Regions from separate parts of the Homo sapiens genome. Here region 1 is linked to region 2. Evidence: chromatin contacts called from ENCODE Hi-C data. All regions are on one chromosome and are shown on one strand. Each heading gives the region's core, a stretch centred on a gene start or an enhancer-like site at or near the end of the contact. The rest is flanking DNA. Distances are from core to core; before and after follow the strand shown.

What was found. Hi-C counts contacts between places; a loop is a spot of excess contacts on that map. Pooled maps may share reads with other maps.
Region 1: a loop to region 2 is called in a pooled map, with 4 times the contacts of the local background. The contact joins the promoter of MAGEH1 here to the promoter of TRO in region 2. A Hi-C loop is called at or near these places in 4 of 50 pooled maps.

What each region holds. Positions count from the first base shown.
Region 1 is chrX:55,450,228-55,453,583 of GRCh38, reverse strand. MAGEH1 (MAGE family member H1) reads right to left here and starts at 1,457. Exons shown (of 1, transcript NM_014061.5): 1 at 18-1,457. The coding sequence starts at 1,209. The coding sequence ends at 550. MIR4536-2 (microRNA 4536-2) reads right to left here and starts at 2,089; the gene lies at 2,002-2,089. MIR4536-1 (microRNA 4536-1) reads left to right here and starts at 2,002; the gene lies at 2,002-2,089. RefSeq lists enhancers at 995-1,044, 1,195-1,244.
Region 2 is chrX:54,918,906-54,922,073 of GRCh38, reverse strand. It overlaps TRO (trophinin), which reads right to left and starts at 1,250. Exons shown (of 13, transcript NM_001039705.3): 1 at 1,196-1,250.

The DNA of each region.
Region 1 (3,356 bases), core at 208-2,707, 530 kb before region 2:
AGAAAATGCGCAAGATGTACTATTCGTTAGGCTTTTATTTTTCTCTATGTTCTGCAGTAACTAAGGAAAATCATGGTAAATGTCAATCTTCACACAACAGCAGACACAAAGGGTTTCAGAAACGTCAGATATGAAGAAATCCTCCATCCTTCTTCAACATTTTACTGGGTATTTCAACTTCAAAAGAACAGCTTATTTCTATAAGTGCTGTACAAGATCATAGATTATGATGGAACGACTTCATTTTAGAACGTTAGCAAAACTGTTATACTAAATGTCAATGACAGGAAACAAAGAAAAAAATTTGTTCAATTATATTTTTAAACATATTGTTATTCTCAACAAACGGAATTTTAAAACGAATACAATTTTCCATTATCAAAAGCAAACACTCTATTTCGCAGTTGAACAATGATCACTGATCACAAATATCAAATACAGTGTCCCCCGCCCCCAATCGACATCATTTTCAACTTAGGACCCTGGCATCTACTCCTTGGGGTACCTGTGACTCTCTTTTACACCCCCAAGGGTCTGCCTCAGATCTACTTAAGGGGCGGAATAACCCCTAGCACCTGAATTGAGGATAGCCTCAACCTCTGCATCATCGTCCGAATCCCAGTCATAATTACAAGGCCAGTCTTTAGAGCATCGGTTACGAACCCTTGCCACAAAATGCATGACTTTCAGTTTGCTCGATTCCACGTGTGCTCGGGGCCCCCAGAAGAACTCATACTCCACCGGACTGCTACGGGGCACCGGTTTATAAATCAGGTACCCTCTGCGCACAAACTCTTCTGTGACGATCTTCTTCGGATCTCCAAAGATGCTGTGCTGACGTCCAGGCTGCATTCCTAACTTCCCCAGCACTTTCCAGACCAGAGCTTCCTTGGCGCTGTTGCCCATGATGAAGATGAGCGCTAATATAGACATCAGGAGACTTTTCTTGGTGCCCTGAAAATTGCTCCGGGGCACTGAAGGCTTTTGTGCTTGGGCAGTGCTCGAGGCTTCTTCAGGGGTGGTAGAGGCCTCCTCTGGAGTGCTCGGGTCTTCCTCGGGGCCGCTCAGGTCGTCTTCGGGGGTGCTCGCTACCACAGAGGCGGCCATAGGGGTCTCGGAGGCCTCTGAGGCCTGGATTTTGCGATTGTTGCGGTTCTCTTCTGCGGCTCTCGCATTACGGCGGCGCCGACTCTTTCGTCCCCGAGGCATGTCTCCTGCTAGAGGCTCAAAGCTTACAGCAGTCCTAGGGAAGGATGCTTGTAGCCTCTTCAGGAAGCAACAGCTTTATACCGTAAGAAGCTGCTGCCGCTGAAGCTACCAATGTCAATAGAGTCTTTGTAGCAATAAACAAGCCGTTCTCAGCTACAAAGGGTAGTTCCCACGCCAGCTGACTTGCGCGAGCAGCCGCCGCCAGCACTTGCCGCAGCTGCAAGCCCGCGAGAAAGCTCAGCAAAATTGGCCCCGCCTCTCCTGCCACGCACACTCCTAGCACCAAAGAGGAAGTAGGCTGGTCCTCCACAGGGACTTCCGCTAGCAGATAGGAAAAGGGGCAGGCAGCGACAGGGGTGGGACAAGGGCAGAAATGACAGCTAGAGATTGGAGGGGCCTGGAGTTTGCAGAAGAGAAAAAAATAGCTTAAAGTTTCTGTATTTTCAGCCTACTACAAACATTCCAAGATTGGCTCGACGGTCTAGGGAAGGAGTGCGTCGGCTCCATTCCCACTGACGACGGGCTGTGTGTGTGTTGGGGGTTGGGAGGCCAGGGGTGGCGGGAGGGTGTATTCTTGGAAGGAGTCAGCTGTCTCCAGCCTTCCTTTCCTGTCTTGGCTTACACAGCGCGTTCATTCACTCGCCCTGTTTTCAGAAGGCATTTGTGTGTATACTAATCAATTTGTGGTCCCATGTAGGACCCGGATAATATTGTTATGGCAGATGTGCTGGATGATGTGAGGAGATGGGACTGCAGAAACAAGCAGGGTGAAAGAGGTGCAGAGCCTTTAAAATGTGGTAGATATATGCACGATATATATACTGCCCTGCTTTTATACATACATACATACATACCTATATCGTGCATATATCTACCACATTATGTTTATATACAGTGCATATATCTACCACACATATATGTATGTATGTATGTATGAAAGCAGGGCAGTGACAGGATCAGAGGAATTGCATTTGTGCAGCCTCTCAGAAAAGCAAACTGTTTCCTGGCAGACCACATAGGAAGCAATTGGAATAAGAAGCACTGGGAACTAAAGTATGCCTTAAGGCTGTTGCCATGGGGATGGAGAGGCAGAAAGACATTTTAAAGGTGACCGTTGAAGGGCTTTGCAGACAGAATGGATGAAGTGGGGAATGTGGAGGGGATGATGGAGTTCAGATTGGCTCCAAGGTTTCTAGGCTCCAGTCTTCCTGGACTCCTGATTTATTTTGCTTCTTTCAGAGCATACTCTGAACTTTATCCACTGCTTGCTTTTGCTCACTGTTTGCTCTGCCTGACCTGTCTTCTCAGCCTTCTCCAACTATCTAAATTCCATTTGACTGCTCACAGACCTGTTTCTCCCTGAAGCTTGTCTTGATCTGCCCAAAAGGGTAATGAGTCCATTTTTACTCCATTGAGGAAAGCCCTATAACTAGCACTCTATATCTTTCTTATGTCATTCAAGGTATTAGTTTAAGCAAGTCACTTCTCTCTAAGCCTGTTTTCCCATCTATAAAGTGGGGCTAAAGTACAGCCCTCATAGGGTTGTGAGAATTAAATGAGATAAAAAATGAAAAGCATTTATTACATGGTAAGCACAGATTTTGCCTCTCAAGGTTTTCCAAGCGGTGTGTGAGTGTGGCATTTAATAAATGCGTGCTGAAGGAATTCATGATGGAAAAGATTTTATAGGTGTTCTTAACTGAACTCTTAAGAAACAAATGAATACTTTATGCCTGTCTTGCTGAAATTTTCTTTATAATTAGAGCCCACCGAGACCTCCTGTTGGGTAAGTTAGCAATAAATCAATTTGGTCAAGCAAAGAAAGCACCTCTCCAGGACACAGAGCACTCTTGAGCCAGCCCTCCGTTTGGGATAACCTTTGCACGCGTTCTGGGACATGACCTACTCAAAACAGTAGTCTGGCTCCATCTGCTGTCCCACATTCTGAGAATTCTCGCAGTTTCTGGTCCATTGATAATTGCTCTGAATTGTTTTTCAGTACAGGTATGAACTTATTTTACTGTTTCCAGGAATTTGGGTCTTGCATGGAAGTCTATAGCATGTACAATCCTACCCTCATGAAACAAAAATGGGAGGATTACTTTTGCAGTTTATTTGCTTGTTTTTAGCATGAATTTTTTTTTACT
Region 2 (3,168 bases), core at 1-2,500:
CCATCTGGTTTCCAAGGCCCAGCTCCTTTTGCCTCCGAGAGAGTCAGTTCTACGACCCCACCCCTTTACACGCCCCCTCCGCAACTCGATAGTGCGCATGCGCACCGACTAGAGGCGCCCCCACCCCCCATCTTAGGCCCACCTCTATCCCAAAAGAACCATTCTTCAATGCCCTCCGCGCGCATGCGCCTTGGTAAACCGGACAGTTTCTAACCAGCTCAATCCCACATCTGCCCCCTGCTCTCAGAGCAACAGAACATCTTGGCGCCACCCCGACCCACTCTTTCTAACTGCATCACATCTCGATCCAACCCTTCCCCCAACACTAGCCCCCTCCCTCCGCTCTGCAGTACCACTCCGCACCGCCCCTACCCCAACACCGCCCATCTCTCCTCTGCGGTACTGCCACGCACCGCCCCTTCCCAATACACCCCCCTCCCTCCGCTCTGCAGCATTTCTCTTCATCTTCCCTTCCTTTAATAAGCCCCCTCCCTCCGCTCTGCGGTACGTCTCTGCACCACCCCTTCCCCAACCAACACCACTCCCCCCTCTTTCCACGTCTGCAAGTGTGCAGCTCCGCCCTTTCTGCAACATGAATACCTCACCCCCAAATCCAACTGTATGAACCTTCTGTGTATTCCTGTTCTCAAACCCTACCAGGTCCTGTCTCTTCCCTTTCAAACCGGAACCAACCGGGTCATATCCCCTCCTTTCTCCTGTCTGAGTCTGGTCCTTTCCGTTGCTCAAAAGGGATGCTGCCCACTCTTATCTCTGGGTCCCGATCCCTCCATTCTGTGGCCCAAACGGGGTACTGCCCCCTTTCTCCAGCCTAAACGGAGTCCTGCCGTCTCCTATCTCCCTCCCGAACTGTGTGTATCCTCCTCCCCTCTTGCTACCGTCTGAAGGATTTCTCGATCCTTCCTTTCTGCGGTCCCAACTAGGTCTGCATCCCTCCCTTTCACGGCCCGAACCGAGTCCAGATCGTTACTTTCTGTGGCCCAAAGGGGATTCTGCCTCCTACTTCCTCCCGTGCGAACTGGGTCCAGGCACCGCTAAAGGCGACTTTGATGCGGTTAGGTCCCAAACCTCCAGCAGGTTTTCTTCAAACCTTAGGGGCGTGTGGAGTCAGGCACGTCGAAGCCGCAGCCAGGAAGCCCCCACAGGGTCTTCACTAAAGCCAGGTACCTCAGCTCACCTCGTCTTCTTGAATCCAGAAGGCGTCTGCTCTCTCCAAGCCTCTCCTTGTGTCTGAGCCTATCCCCCTCCCTGGCCGGAAGTGGTCCTGCCTCTTTCCGCCTCCAGAGGGGGGTCTCCGTTCCTGCCTGTCAGTCTCCTCCCCTCCATACCTACTTTCAACTTTCCATTCTCCTCAATGTAGCTCCCTTTTTCTTCTTACTACCCCTATTCAGTTATCACTCCCTCTTATTCTCCATTTGACTTCTCTATTCCCCACTCTGTATCTCCGTTCCTATTTGATTCTCCTGTTTCCCCTAGGAGGAATGTAGTTCTCTGAACTCCCACACCAACCCTTCCTACAGACCCTCTATCCCAACACTATTTACATAGTGTTGTTATACCTTGTGTCTATGTCTCTCTTCCCTAGAGCTGCTCTGGAGCAGGGGACTAGGTCATATTCATTTCTGTTTTTCAAGTGTTACCACATTAAAACATTTAGAGGTTCTAAACACTAAAAGATAGGGTGCCCGTCCATCTTATGCAATTCAGAATAAAAACAGTAATGTATAAAAATCTATGAAAAGTTTTTATTGATCCCACAATGACTATATTGATGTTTTAACAATATCAGTTTGTACTTAGACTGTCTCTTGTGACATGGTGCACTGTGCCCCCATGCAGAAAACAATTCATGACATTTATCTATTCCATCAATCATTCAAAAGAGAGCAAGGATAACTACACATATGTCAAATAAAATAGACTTAAAGTCAAAAACCATAAAAGATCTTAAAGGTCATTATATAATGATAATGAGATAAATTCATCGTGAATATCGAATAATTATAAACATATTTAATATATGCACCCAACATAGAAGCACCTAAATATATAAAACAAATATTAATAGATCTGAAGGGAGAAGTAGACTGCAATACAATAATGGTAGGAGACTTCAAGACCCCATCTTCAACAATTCACAGATCATCCAGACAGAAAATCGATAGGGAAACATTGAACTTGAAATACACTTTAGACAAAAAGGACCTACGGAATATTTTATCCAATAGAATATATAATATTCTCAAGCACACATAGAAAATTCTCCAGGATAGATCATAAGTTAGGCCAAAAACAAGTCTTTTTTATTTTATTTTATTATTATTCTACTTTAAGTTTTAGGGTACATGTGCACAATGTGCAGGTTAGTTACATATGTATACATGTGCCATGCTGGGGTGCTGCACCCATTAACTCGTCATTTAGCATTAGGTATATCTCCTAATGCTATCCCTCCCCCCTCCCCCCACCCCACAACAGTCCCCAGAGTGTGATGTTCCCCTTCCTGTGTCCATGTGTTCTCATTGTTCAATTCCCACCTATGAGTGAGAATATGCGGTGTTTGGTTTTTTGTCCTTGCAGTAGTTTACTGAGAATGATGATTTCCAATTTCATCCATGACCCTACAAAGGACATGAACTCATCATTTTTATGGCTGCATAGTATTCCATGGTGTATATGTGCCACATTTTCTTAATCCAGTCTATCGTTGTTGGACATTCGGGTTGGTTCCAAGTCTCTGCTATTGTGAATAATGCCGCAATAAACATATGTGTGCGTGTGTCTTTATAGCAGCATGATTTATAGTCCTTTGGGTGTATACCCAGTAATAGGATGCCTGGGTCAAATGGTATTTCTAGTTCTAGATCCCTGAGGAATCACCACACTGACTTCCACAATGGTTGAACTAGTTTCCAGTCCCACCAACAGTGTAAAAGTGTTCCTATTTCTCCACATCCTCTCCAGCACCTGTTGTTTCCTGACTTTTTAATGATTGCCACTCTAACTGGTGTGAGATGGTATCTCATTGTGGTTTTGATTTGCCTTTCTCTGACGGCCAGTGATGGTGAGCATTTTTTCATGTGTTTTTTGGCTGCATAAATGTCTTCTTTTGAGAAGTGTCTATTCATGTCCTTCACCTACTTTTTGATG